3 separate regions of the Homo sapiens genome follow, and all the other regions are linked to region 2. Evidence: chromatin contacts called from ENCODE Hi-C or POLR2A ChIA-PET data. All regions are on one chromosome and are shown on one strand. The core of a region is the stretch at or near the end of the contact, and the rest is flanking DNA. Distances in the headings are between cores, read along the strand shown.

What was found. Hi-C counts contacts between places; a loop is a spot of excess contacts on that map. ChIA-PET counts read pairs that join two places held with the same protein, here RNA polymerase II (POLR2A). Pooled maps may share reads with other maps.
Region 1: a loop to region 2 is called in a map of heart left ventricle, with 2.1 times the contacts of the local background. The contact joins two enhancer-like sites. A Hi-C loop is called at or near these places in 2 of 168 maps with a recorded cell type or tissue (heart left ventricle and heart right ventricle) and 3 of 50 pooled maps. POLR2A ChIA-PET finds 5 or more read pairs at or near these places in 1 of 52 experiments (OCI-LY7).
Region 3: a pooled map shows a loop between it and region 2 (3-fold over the local background). The contact joins the promoter of LINC02227 here to the enhancer-like site in region 2. A Hi-C loop is called at or near these places in 2 of 168 maps with a recorded cell type or tissue (OCI-LY7 and Ramos) and 5 of 50 pooled maps. POLR2A ChIA-PET finds 5 or more read pairs at or near these places in 1 of 52 experiments (GM12878).

Annotation. Positions count from the first base shown.
Region 1 is chr5:158,428,721-158,432,858 of GRCh38, reverse strand. No RefSeq gene overlaps it. Among named protein-coding and RNA genes, the nearest start is that of LINC02227, 21 kb to the right of the region's middle. Within about 2 kb of position 1,383, at least 7 of the 41 ENCODE cell types and tissues checked have a DNase peak (open chromatin) inside an H3K27ac peak, as active enhancers do; they include OCI-LY7 and heart right ventricle, where a contact is called at or near this core.
Region 2 is chr5:158,693,561-158,697,523 of GRCh38, reverse strand. EBF1 (EBF transcription factor 1) reads left to right here. Exons shown (of 16, transcript NM_024007.5): 16 at 1-1,604. Among named protein-coding and RNA genes, the nearest start is that of LINC02227, 290 kb to the right of the region's middle. Within about 2 kb of position 1,848, at least 7 of the 41 ENCODE cell types and tissues checked have a DNase peak (open chromatin) inside an H3K27ac peak, as active enhancers do; they include OCI-LY7 and heart right ventricle, where a contact is called at or near this core.
Region 3 is chr5:158,407,991-158,411,746 of GRCh38, reverse strand. It overlaps LINC02227 (long intergenic non-protein coding RNA 2227), which reads left to right and starts at 1,974. Exons shown (of 7, transcript NR_109888.1): 1 at 1,974-2,101.

The DNA of each region.
Region 1 (4,138 bases), core at 134-2,633, 260 kb after region 2:
CTGGGATTACAGGCATGCACCATCATGCCCAGCTAATTTTTGTATTTTTTAGTAGAGATGGGGTTTCTCCATGTTGGTCAGGCTGGTCTTGAACTCCCGACCTCAGGTGATCCACCTGCCTTGGCCTCCCAGAGTGCTGGGATACAGCCACCACGCCTGGCCCAGGAACATATATTTTAGTGACCTTCTCAGAGATACACTGCCTGAACTGCAGAGGAGACAGACTTTGAGGTAGTGATGGAAACAAGAGAACGGAAATGGTAAGTAAGAGGGAAGTCCATTCCTGCTCAGGTACATCACTGTGAATTGAACCTCATGTAGAACATGCTGGGCACTTAACCCATTAAGATTGCTGAAGATGCCAAGAAGAAATATTTATAGGCACTTTTTAACATAGTCTATAAAAGAGGAGGTTGATTCAAACATAAATTACCTACCACATCATTCTTTAACCTCTAAATCCTTCTCTAATGACTTGAAAGGCAGCTTATTAAAGCAAAGTGCATGTTTAAGTACTAGATATACACTGGTTAGTTTGCAAACATCTAGAGAAACAGAAGTTACTAAAACTGGCAGGTTTGCTAATTAAAAAAAACAGCAAAAAAAGAAATGTTAAGAAATTTTCAGTCTGGGCAAAATGGCTTAAATATTGTGGGATGTGATTTTCTCTCTTTATCTCAGATCTACCTTCTCCTGAGTTGGCTCCATTTTCTGGATAAATCTTCCCATGTAATAGCAAGATGGCAGCCAGGAACCCCAAGGATACATCATATCCTGTCACAATCCCAGAGCAACTTGGGAAGACCAGGTGTCTCTATTCAGGCTGTTTTAGGATCTTGGAGTAAGCTCTCATTGGACTAGCTTGAGTCATGTCGTTGCCACTAAGCCAATCATAGTGGCCTGAGGATTGTCCTATGGTGATTGGCAGCTTATGTCACATGGCTACTCCTAGAACTGGGGTGTAGGGTTCACCACACTCAAAACACAGAGTGAGAATTGGTTTCTGTACACAAAAACAGGGTGATGTTACTAGGAAAAGTAACATATGGTGGTCAGGCAAATCAACAGATGTCCATTGCAACATCTTAAAGTAGCAAATATCTTTTATGGGCTGAGTACACATTGTTTTTTAACTGTGTGGTAAATTATGCCTCACCCAGTATATTTTCTTACTTGCTTTTTTTTCTGTGTGTATGATCCTTTATGCATTTGTCACACAGACACACACACACACACACACACACACACACACATACTGTCTTAACAGCCAGGGGAAATTAGATGACATTTAGTGATGGAAAAAATGAGCAGAGTTTTGATCATTGTTTAATTTAGCAAAAGAACAGCTCCACCTAAGATTCTTCCTGCCTATTGCCAACAGTGACAAAGTAGCTGGAGATATTGCAAATGTGCTTCTGAGACCTTCTGCAGCTGTTGCAGAAGTGGGACTGAAACCAAGCTCAGGGAGGGTAATCACCAGGAAAACATTTTCTATGTCTCTTTAGAATTCCTCCAAGAGAAATCTTTGGGTTTGTTCACCTCTGAATTCCCATTACCCAACATAATGGTTAGCACATAATGGATACTCAATAAATAGTTATTGAATGAATGCATGAATTAATCAATGAATGCTTTCATTTTTAGAACTGGGTTTTAGTCAGAAACAGATTTTCAAAATTACTTAATTTGTGGAGCTATTTTATGAAACAGTATGGTCATTTCTAAAACATAAAAATGTTTTTAGAAATATACATTCATTTCTGCCCCCTCTTCATCATTTACAAAGGAATAAACCCAATTTTGGTATTTAACAGAACAAAATGGCCAGGAAATGGTAGAATATTTTTATTCACAGCCTGAATTGTATAGGATTTCCAGATGCTCAAAAGCCTGGCGCTATTCAATGTTTCCTACAGTGTAGGAGGGCAAAGGCAATGAAATACAAAACTCAAGTGCGAGAGTTACTTTGACTTTAATTAGTTATACATTCTATACAGAATTGGTTTAAAATTTGCCTAACAATTAAAACCTCTCAAGAAAGATATACAGAAAATAGAATGGAATTAAATTTCAGAACATTCTATCAGTTTTCAGATACAGAGTATCAACAGCTGCATCTATATGTCTATATCAGAATTCTAGATGGAGGAAACTGAACTGAAAAAATATCAAACACCATCTCCAACCAGGGAGTATCCAATTGCATCAGAGTTGGAAAGGGTGAATCACAAAATATCTAAACTCTTCTCAAAATTATTTAATTTTGTTTTTGTTTTAAAAAGGAGGCCTAGGCCATGAGCCACTAAGTTATGAAACCAAACTAAGAATGACAGGTGTCCTAGTTATTTATAGCTGTATAACAAACTACCCCAAAACTGACTGGCATAAAGCAACCACTATTTTACTGTGCTTGCAAATATCGTGGGTCAGGAATTCAGGCCAGACATGGTGGAGATGATTTATCTCTGTTTTGTAATGTCCAGGACCTCAGCAGGCTGGGATAATTCAGCTGAGGGTCACTAAAATAACTTAGGGCTGAAATCATCTGGAAGCTTCCTCATTCACATGTCAAGGCCTAGGCTGGCATGACGTGAAGGCTGACCTTCAGCTAGGACTGATGCCCAGAGACCCTACACATGACCTCTCTGTGTATCTTGGGCTTCCTCACAGCATGGTGGCTTCAAGGTAATCAGACTTCTTACATGTTGACCAGGACTGGGTCATGTGCCCTTGCTGAACTAATCACAGACAAGGGGAATGAGATTATTAGTAACCCAATCAGGCCCACTTCTGGGGCTGGAGATGGGGTCAAGTTTTTCAAGGCACAAGTCTTCATGGGGGAGAGGTTGATACCTGAACAAAGTCAGGGTTCCTCTAAGAAAAAGGAAGGAGGAATGGATGGTGGGTAGTATCAACAGTGTCTGCTACCCTCTTCTCTGGTCTGCTGAAATGATTCCAACTGTTTTCTGTTTGCTTCATGTGATGGTAATTTCCTTATTTTATTTCCCTCTAAGATCTGAGGAATGTGGCTTTCTAAGACGGTAAAACTCATCTCAGACACGAAGTAAACTATTAATCACTGGGATGAAACGTTTTGGAGAAGGTGAATACTATTTGTTTAAGAGAACCAGACAAGCCAGTGCAAGTATTTCTCAAAGTTTATTCTGTAGACAATTAATTGTGTGTGCGTGTGTGTGGGTGTATGTGTGTGTGTGTAGGGGAGGAGGTAGATGAAGTGGGAGAGAAGGTTCCATTGTTTAAAAAAAAAGTCTAAAAATGCTGCATACTTTTTCCTGTTTTCTAGAGTCACAGTGTGAATGAGCATATTTAAAGCCTGGAGAAGTCCTGCAGCAAAACAATCTGTTGTTTAAGCCAGTGTCCCCAGCCTCTTTTAGCTTGGAGCACTTCTGAGCATATCTATTAAAACCCTGCAGAGCATGTATGCTATCACTTCTTGAGACATACTGATAATATCCTCTCTTGACTTATGACATAAGAATTTTTTTTTTGAGACGGAGTCTCGATCTGTCACCCAGGCTGGGGTGCAGTGGTGCTATCTTGGCTCACTGCAAGCTCCGTTCCCCAGGTTTATGCCATTCTCCTGCCTCAGCCTCCCTAGTAGCTGGGACTACAGGTGCCCGTCACCATGCCTGGCTATTTTTTGTATTTTTAGTAGAGATGGGGTTTCACTGTGTTAGCCAGGACGGTCTCAATCTCCTGACCTTGTGATCCTCCCACCTCGGCCTCCCAAAGTGCTGGGATTACAGGCGTGAGCCACCACGCCTGGCTGTGACATAAGAATTTAATGTTCTTAAGTTAATGCTCTTGTAATTAATATGAGTATTAATTTAAGCATATCAAGAGTATTATAGTTTTAAAATCTTACCAATTAGTGTTTTTCTTGGAGTTCAATTAAATAATCTATGTCCAGAATATAAATGTGATGTGCATAAACACACACACACACACACACACACACACTCATGTATATGTGTATATATATATATGTGTATATATGGAGAACTTTGACTGAAGTCAGCACAGCAGTGGAGTGAGTCTGAGGAAGGTAAATATTTCATCTGTAAGATGGTGGGTGGTAGGTGTCTCTAGGACCATCAAGTGGAAAGTTTGAACAAAT
Region 2 (3,963 bases), core at 599-3,098:
CTTCCTCTTCCTTCCACCCCCAATTTATTTTATTGTGTATGTTTGCTACGTGAAAAGTGCGTATTTGTTTGGTCACCTACACTTGTATTAGCTGTTTCAATGTGATTTTTAAACATTTCATTTATAGTTATTTTTAGTATTGTTATAAACCATGCTTCAGTTTTTTTAATTTCCACCCAAAAGTCATTGTCTATTTTTGTATTATTTGTAAGTTAAGAAGTTTTTTCCAATATATGGCAAAAAAAAAAAAATAGTAGCATATTATTCTTGTAGTATTTAGTTCAGTAGATTTAAAAAAAAATGTATCCTTTGCTTTGGAAGCTTACAAAACAACCCTAATGCTGTTTTACTCTATTAATATGCATGGAATCTCTCCCTTTGGAGTGACGCATTTTGTGCATTAAATTCTAGGGAGAAACTTCATAGAAATCAATGAACATACTTTCTTTCTTAAGTCTGCTTGTATATTTCCTCTGTCTTTCACATAAATATAAACCAGCAGATTGGATGCCTTAACAATGCAAATCATATTCATTTCACTTGTACATTGTAACTGTGCACCAGAACTGTCAGTCATCACTAACATTCTAAGAAAAAAGAAAAAGAAAAAAAGAAAAAAAAAAAAACAAAGAAATCGAAAAGCACAAAAGAACTGTTTTGTTACCTTAAGACAATGTAACTTTTTCTAGTAGAGCAAGAAATCATTTACAACAATGCTGCAACTGTGCATGCCCCCATATGGATTTTGCAATGGTTTTCACTAGGCTGTCAAGAGTGCGATTTTTATGGGTTGGGGTGGGTGGGGGAGGGGAGTTGTGGGAGGGTAGGGGAGGGAGGAAAGCTGTTTTTCATGGTGAGAAATAATAATGATGACTAATAATAATAAAAAAAACTGGAAAATGTAAGCAAGGTGGACGCATTGCTTCTCGGTACTCAGAAAGGTTATCTGAATTTGCGTGGTAAGCGCTGGCCTGAAGATGTACACAAGTTAAAGCCATATTTTATCTGGTGAGCCCCTTAACTGTTTCTGAAGGAATGAACGGTCAGCCGGGAAGGTGTCCGGCTTAGACCTTGACAACAGACACTACCCATCTGTCAGCCATGTGCAGTGGTTAGAACTCTTCTTGAAAGTCCAAAGAGCCTTTAAAATGTGTATAATTTGTGTTTTGTTGCTTCTATTTCTATTGATTAGATGAAAAGACATTCTGGCCCTCTGATCCTCTTTCTTCTCCACAAAAGTTTTACAAATAAAAGATGTTCCCCTAAATACAGAATATGGCTTTAAGAAGAAAATGAAATGAAGAATTAAATTAAGATTTCAGTGTTGGGGGAAAAAATACAGCTTCTGGATGACTGGATTGCATAACATTGCCCTGGCCTCACATTGTACTAGGATGCAGCTTAAATGAAGTCATCTCTAAATCTACTAACCTTTCACCTTCTTATCAAAACTTTTTGAATAGACACACACTGTACAGTTCAATTGTTAGAGAACCTAACTACTGTAGAGATTGTTAAATTTTTTTTTTTTTTTTGCAAAAATTCAAGCTGTAAAAACTTTTCAACTTTCACAATATTTAATTAAAGTTACTTCCTGTCTGTGATGGCAGCTCCTAGTTGTGTATTCATTTCTCTATTTCAGATGAGCCAAAGTCCAACATAATGTAAAAGGTCTGTGTTTGCAATGACTCAGATCAGTCTTGATACCCAGTGAAAAGGAATTAGGGTAGTGCTGGGACACCCTCTTTCTTATGTAGGTCCTTGGGGATTTGCTAATCTGGGATGCAAATTGAACACGCGCAGCGTACTGCTGCCCTCTGCCGGCGGTAGCTGGATGTGCACATGCCCACACCGGTCCATATAGGAGCCAAGAGCCCCCAGCAACTTCAACAGCCAAGCCCTGAGATCCTCCTGCGTGATTGAACTGTGAATCCAGGAAGTGGCCATTCTAGAACCCCTATCCTTCGTGCTACAAATCTGAACCAAGCTTTTCACACACAGCTGCTAATTAATCCCAGCGAGCCTTCTGGTCAACTAATTATGTGCCCTGGCTCATTGATGAGGAGGCATGTGTGAACTGAGCCTTCTGTTATCAATATTTTTTAACCCCACATGAATAAGATACTTTTCCTGTTGGACAGGAGTGAAACATTCCACAAATACTAGATAGGTACCTACTCATGTAAAATTGTTTCACTTTAAATTCCATCATGATCATGAGTCTTTCTAAATGCACACTCAATGATTTTCCTACTTTTACAGTTATTGAACATGATGAGGTTAATGATACTTGTAAAATGCCTCAAAAACTCAGCAGATAGGCTGTAGGCCAACGGAAACTTGATGGCCAGAGGTGATAGGATGGCTGCAACACAGTCACATGTGGTGGGCACTGTTTCGGCTTTGGAATATAGCCCGATTTGAGTAATGAAAGAGAGTGATATATAAGTTAGAGAAGCTGCCATCCTTTTAAAGAAACTTGCTGAAAAGTGTGGCCATTCAATATATGTTTCTTTTGAATTCTGTGTTTGATATAGTTTCCTGTATTAGATGCAGAAGATAAAGATTGAACAAGAGGCCCCTTTTCTCAGGATGCACACCATCTCAGAAAAGACACACTTATATTCAAATTATGCTAGAATGGTCGGCCAGGCTGAGACAGGTGTGCCACAATGCTCCACAGAGCACAGCTGACGTCCACACCTCTGACACGCTGGCCCCTACAGTCTTTAAGGGCTACCTCTTGAAAGTGCTCATTCACTCGATCGTTCATTTATTCATTCATGCTTGTAAACTTTGCGCGTTTCCTATGCCTCTGGTGCTAGGCAAGACATGGTGATACATCGGTGGGCCATGGTGACATTATACCCACTTGGAGCTCATACTTGAGTGGGGCAAATGAACGTTAAGCAGCCACTCAAGTGCCTGTAACAAACGAATCATGGTAATGAAGAAAATGTCTACAATGCTCTGAAAGTACATTGCAGCAGGATCTGATTTAACCTGAAGTGCTGGGAAAGGCTCCAGAGAAAGTAACATTTGAGCTGAGGTATAAAAGCTCAGCAGGAGCTAACCAGGTGGGCCTGGCCCCTTAGGCAGAGGAAATGAGGGAGGTGTAAGAACACTGAGCTTTGGAGCACATAAGGTACATTTAGGAACAGAAAAACTATGTGAGTGGAGTGTGCAGATGTGCACAATGAGACTGTGGGGCTTGGGAGTTCAATTCAGAACATGTCCTGAGCACCTACCACGTGCCTGGTACTGTGCTAGCTGCCAGGTACACTAAGCAAATGGGCCATAGTTCCTGCCTGTAGGGCCTATGGCAAGGCTCATAAACTCACAGCCCCATATTTGTTCATAGGGGCTATGCTGGTTAAAAAATCGGGGTGGGCCAGGCACGGTGGCTCACGCCTGTAATCCCAGCACTTAGGGAGGCCGAGGAGGGTGGATCACGAGGTCAGGAGATTGAGACCATCTTGGCTAACATGGTGAAACCTTGTCTCTACTAAAAATACCAAAAAAAATTAGCTGGGCGTGGTGGTGGGCGCCTGTAGTCCCAGCTACTGGGGAGGCTGAGGCAGGAGAATGGCGTGAACCGGCAGGTGGAGCTTGCAGTGAGCCGAGATTGTGCCACTGCATTCCAGCCTGGGTGACAGAGCGAGACTCCATCTCAAGAAAAACAAAAAATGAGGGGGTAAACTAGGGATAAAAACAACCAGACAGGGAGTGGGAGGGCTGGGGCCACTGGCAAGTGCATGCTCTGTCCAAAGTGAGAATCCCACTTGCTCCAGGCAATTGCTCCCATGTGAGAATGTGGACCCAGTGTTGCCCATCTTTCATTTCTCAAGAATGCCAGATATGTTACTAGATTATTTAAAAATCTGGCATAAAATTTTCATTTTTAAAATGTCAGCAACTTATCTAAAAACAGTGTTTTAAAAACACTTTCTTGGCCAAACTAAG
Region 3 (3,756 bases), core at 725-3,224, 290 kb after region 2:
GCTTTTTATCCTCCCAGTTCATTTCATTCTTTCTCCTCCCTTATTGATGGAGTGACCCCTATGTGCCCGGCACCCTGTAAGAATAGGAAATGCACACTATGCCCCCCGGTACTCTTGCTTATGCTACCTGAGGATTCGAAGGCAGGCTTTACCTTCATAGCTCCTACAAGGTGATCATGCCTTTTCCTTCTCTTAGCAGAGTTCTAAGAATGCCCAGGACCATAAATCAATAAGTTGTCCGTGGCAAACAATCTACCAGAGCTTGGGGATAGCTGGGCAGTATTTCTCTAGGGAACGAAGGCTGGCTAAATAGCCAAAGTTTATTGAAGTGCTCCATACATTGCTTAAGACTAGAATTCACAGTCAACTGCCTGGGGTGGCTTTCACTCCATCCTTCCTTCCAAGAACCACAGAGATGTAGTAAATGAGCCACAGGAATAGGGATTTCTTCCAGGCTGGAGATATTACAACCCTTCTCTCAATATAAGAGTTGGCTTGAAAAGGCAGCATTCACTATTGAGGGGATAACTCTGAAGAGGGCTTGTGGTTATAATGGTTTTATGATTATTTTGGATCTTTGTAAAGACTCCTGTGTTTGGGTACTGATTCCACACTGGAGAGATCACACAAACATTCCTTAACATTAGTCTGTGGCTTTGTTAGACAGAATTGAAAGAGCTCTGTGTCCATTCCAGTCCCCAGTCATACCCAAAATCATCTGTCATTCACATGACTGTGGATTTTTTTTCAAAATTAGACTGTTAGTCTTCTGGGTTTTTTTTGTTTTGTTTTTGTTTTTTTTAATTACATATACAAAAACAGTCTCCAGGAAGTCTGTGCTATGTGTTGAAAACAAAGGATACTTAAGTGAGGTTGTTGTCTTCCAAAAGCCTATAGATAAGAAGGTAATATTTGCTAGTTTAAGTGCAAACATATGTACACATACATATATATATATAAAAACAAACAAATAAACAAGTTGGAAAAATATCTGCCCCTTTTATCTATCATTAATCAATGGATCAGGAAATACTGTCTGAGAAGCTATCCTTTGGGGGAAGTCTACACTATATGTTGAAAATAAAGATGTTTAAGTCAGGTCACTGTCTTCCAAAAACGTATAGATGAAGAGAATTTTCATTGAAATACACACATACATACATACATACGTAAAAATAAATATTGCATGTTCTCACTCATATGTGAGAGCTGAAAAAATTGATCTCATGGAGTTGGAGAGTAAAATGATGGTTACCAGAGACTGGGAAGAGCAGTGGGTGTGGCAGGGATTGAGGAGGAGTAAAGACCCAGTTAATGGGTATAAAAATACAGTCAGGGAGAAAGAATAAGATCTAGTGTTCAGTGGCACAAAAGGGCAACTATAGTTAATAATTTATGGTACATTTCAAAATAACTAGAAGAGTGGAATTGGAATGTTTTTAACAATATTTATGCTATATTTCAAAATAACTAGAAGAGTGGAATTGAAATATTCCTATCACAAAAATATGATAAATGTTTGAGGTGATGGATACCCCAATTACCCTGATTTGATCATTATACATTGTATACTTGTATCGAAATATCACATGCACCCCATAAATATGTACAACTATTATGTATTCATAACAATTAAAATTTTAAAAAAATTTAACAGAATTTAGCAAAAAACCCCACACAGACATACATAAAAAAACAAATTACCAGGTTGGAAAAAAAATACCAAAGATGAAAAAAGATATGCATTGAGCAAATATTTTCGAAGTATTTGTTTACTAGGCATGTTCTAGTGCCAACAGAGAGCTTTTATTTTAGGGAGATAGACAAATAATAAACAAGTAAATATTTAATTTCAGGTAATAGAAAGTTCTATAGAGAAAAAATAAAGTAGGATAAAAATGAATTATGAGAGAAGTGTGATATTTACATAGAGTGTGGTCAGGAAAGTCCCCTCTGAAAAGGTGATATGTGATATTAGGCCATGTGAAAATGTGTGTGGGAAGTAGTCATATGTCCAGATCATGCAGGACCCTGAAGATAACAGAAAGGGCTCTTCATTCTGTTATTTTCAGTAAGATGGAAGAGAATTTGGGGGTTAAAGGTGAGGACTGGCATGGCCTAAAGTGTGTTTTAATAGGATCACTGTGACTTCTGTGCTAAAAGCAGACTGCAAGGGACAGAAGCTGAAGCAGGAGGTGAGTTAGAAGTTTCCTGCAATATCCAGGTGAGAGCTGATGATGGCTTTGCCTGGGCTGGCAGTGGAAGTGATGAGAGATGGGTGAATGAATATTTTGAGGATAGAATTAACAGAAATTGCTTATTGGTTAGAAGTGAGGTGTGAGAGGAAGAGAGGAGTCAAGGAAAATACCAAGGTTTCTGCCTGAGCAATTGGGAAAATTGGTAGTTAAAATAAGGAAGACTGAATGAGGATCTAGACTGCATGGAGGTAGAGATGAAGGGAGGGGTGGTGAATGTCAGGAGCTCAGTTTTGGCACACTGAGTTTGACATGCCTATTAGACTTCCAAGTGGAAATGTTAAGTATGCAATTGAATAAACAGGTCTTGAGTTCCAGGGAGAGGTATCAAACTGGGGATACAAATTTGAGTGTATTTAAAACCTTTATACAACCTAGGGAGTGTATATAAAGAGAAAAAAAAGGTGTATATAAAGAAAAAAAGGACTGAACTAAAGAATGGCCCCAAAATTTAGAAGTCAGAGAATCAGAAAGACTCTGCAAAAGAGATTGAGAAGGAGTGGTCTGAAAGAGAAAAAGAAAACCTGGCACATACGATGCCCTGGGATTCAAGAGAAGAAATTCTCTCAAGGAAGAGAAATTTATCAACCACATCAAAAGCTATTGCTTGTGCAAATAAGGACTGAGAAATAAATTAAAAGCTAATTAAAGTAAAAAAAAAGAGGTAGAAGTATGTAGCTAAAAAGTGAATAGAGAAGATTAAATAGAATGTCTAAAAACAAACAAAAAAAAACCCCAAAAAACTGGTTTACTACAAAATAAAGTGGGAAAAAAGAGAAAAAGGCCAAAGAAGATATAGGACTTTCTTAAATAAAATATAGGACATATTTAAAACCCAAGCATATTAATAATTATATTAAATATAAACTGCTAAGTACTGCAATTAAAAGGCAGAGACAGTCGGGCGCGGTGGCTCACACCTGTAATACCAGCACTTTGGGAGGCCGAGGCAGGCAGATCACGAGGTCAGGAGATCGAGACCATCCTGGCTTACATGGTGAAACCCCGTATCCACTAAAAATACAAAAAATTAGCCAGGCGCGGTGGCAGGCGCCTGTAGTCCCAGCTACTCAGGAGGCTGAGGCAGGAGAATGGCGTGAACCTGGGAGGCAGAGTTTGCAGTGAGCCGAGATTGTGCCACTGCACTCCAGCCTGGGCGATACAGCAAGACTCAGTCTCAAAAAAAAAAAAAAAAAAAAAAAAAAAAAAAAAAAAAGGCAGAGCTTGCTAGACTAATTAAAAGTAGCAAAATTCATACATATGGTGTCTACAAGAAAAAAACATTTTAAATATAATGACATAGGTTACAAGTAAAAGGATGAAAAAGGTATACCATAAAAATACTATTATATAAGAAAACTGGAGTGAGTATATTCACATCAGATAAAGTAGACTTCAGAACAAAGAGCATTGCCAGAGGAAAAAAAAAAGGATATTTCATAATGATAAGGTTAACTTGTTAAGATAATGTTATAACCACAATGCAAAACCATATGTTCCC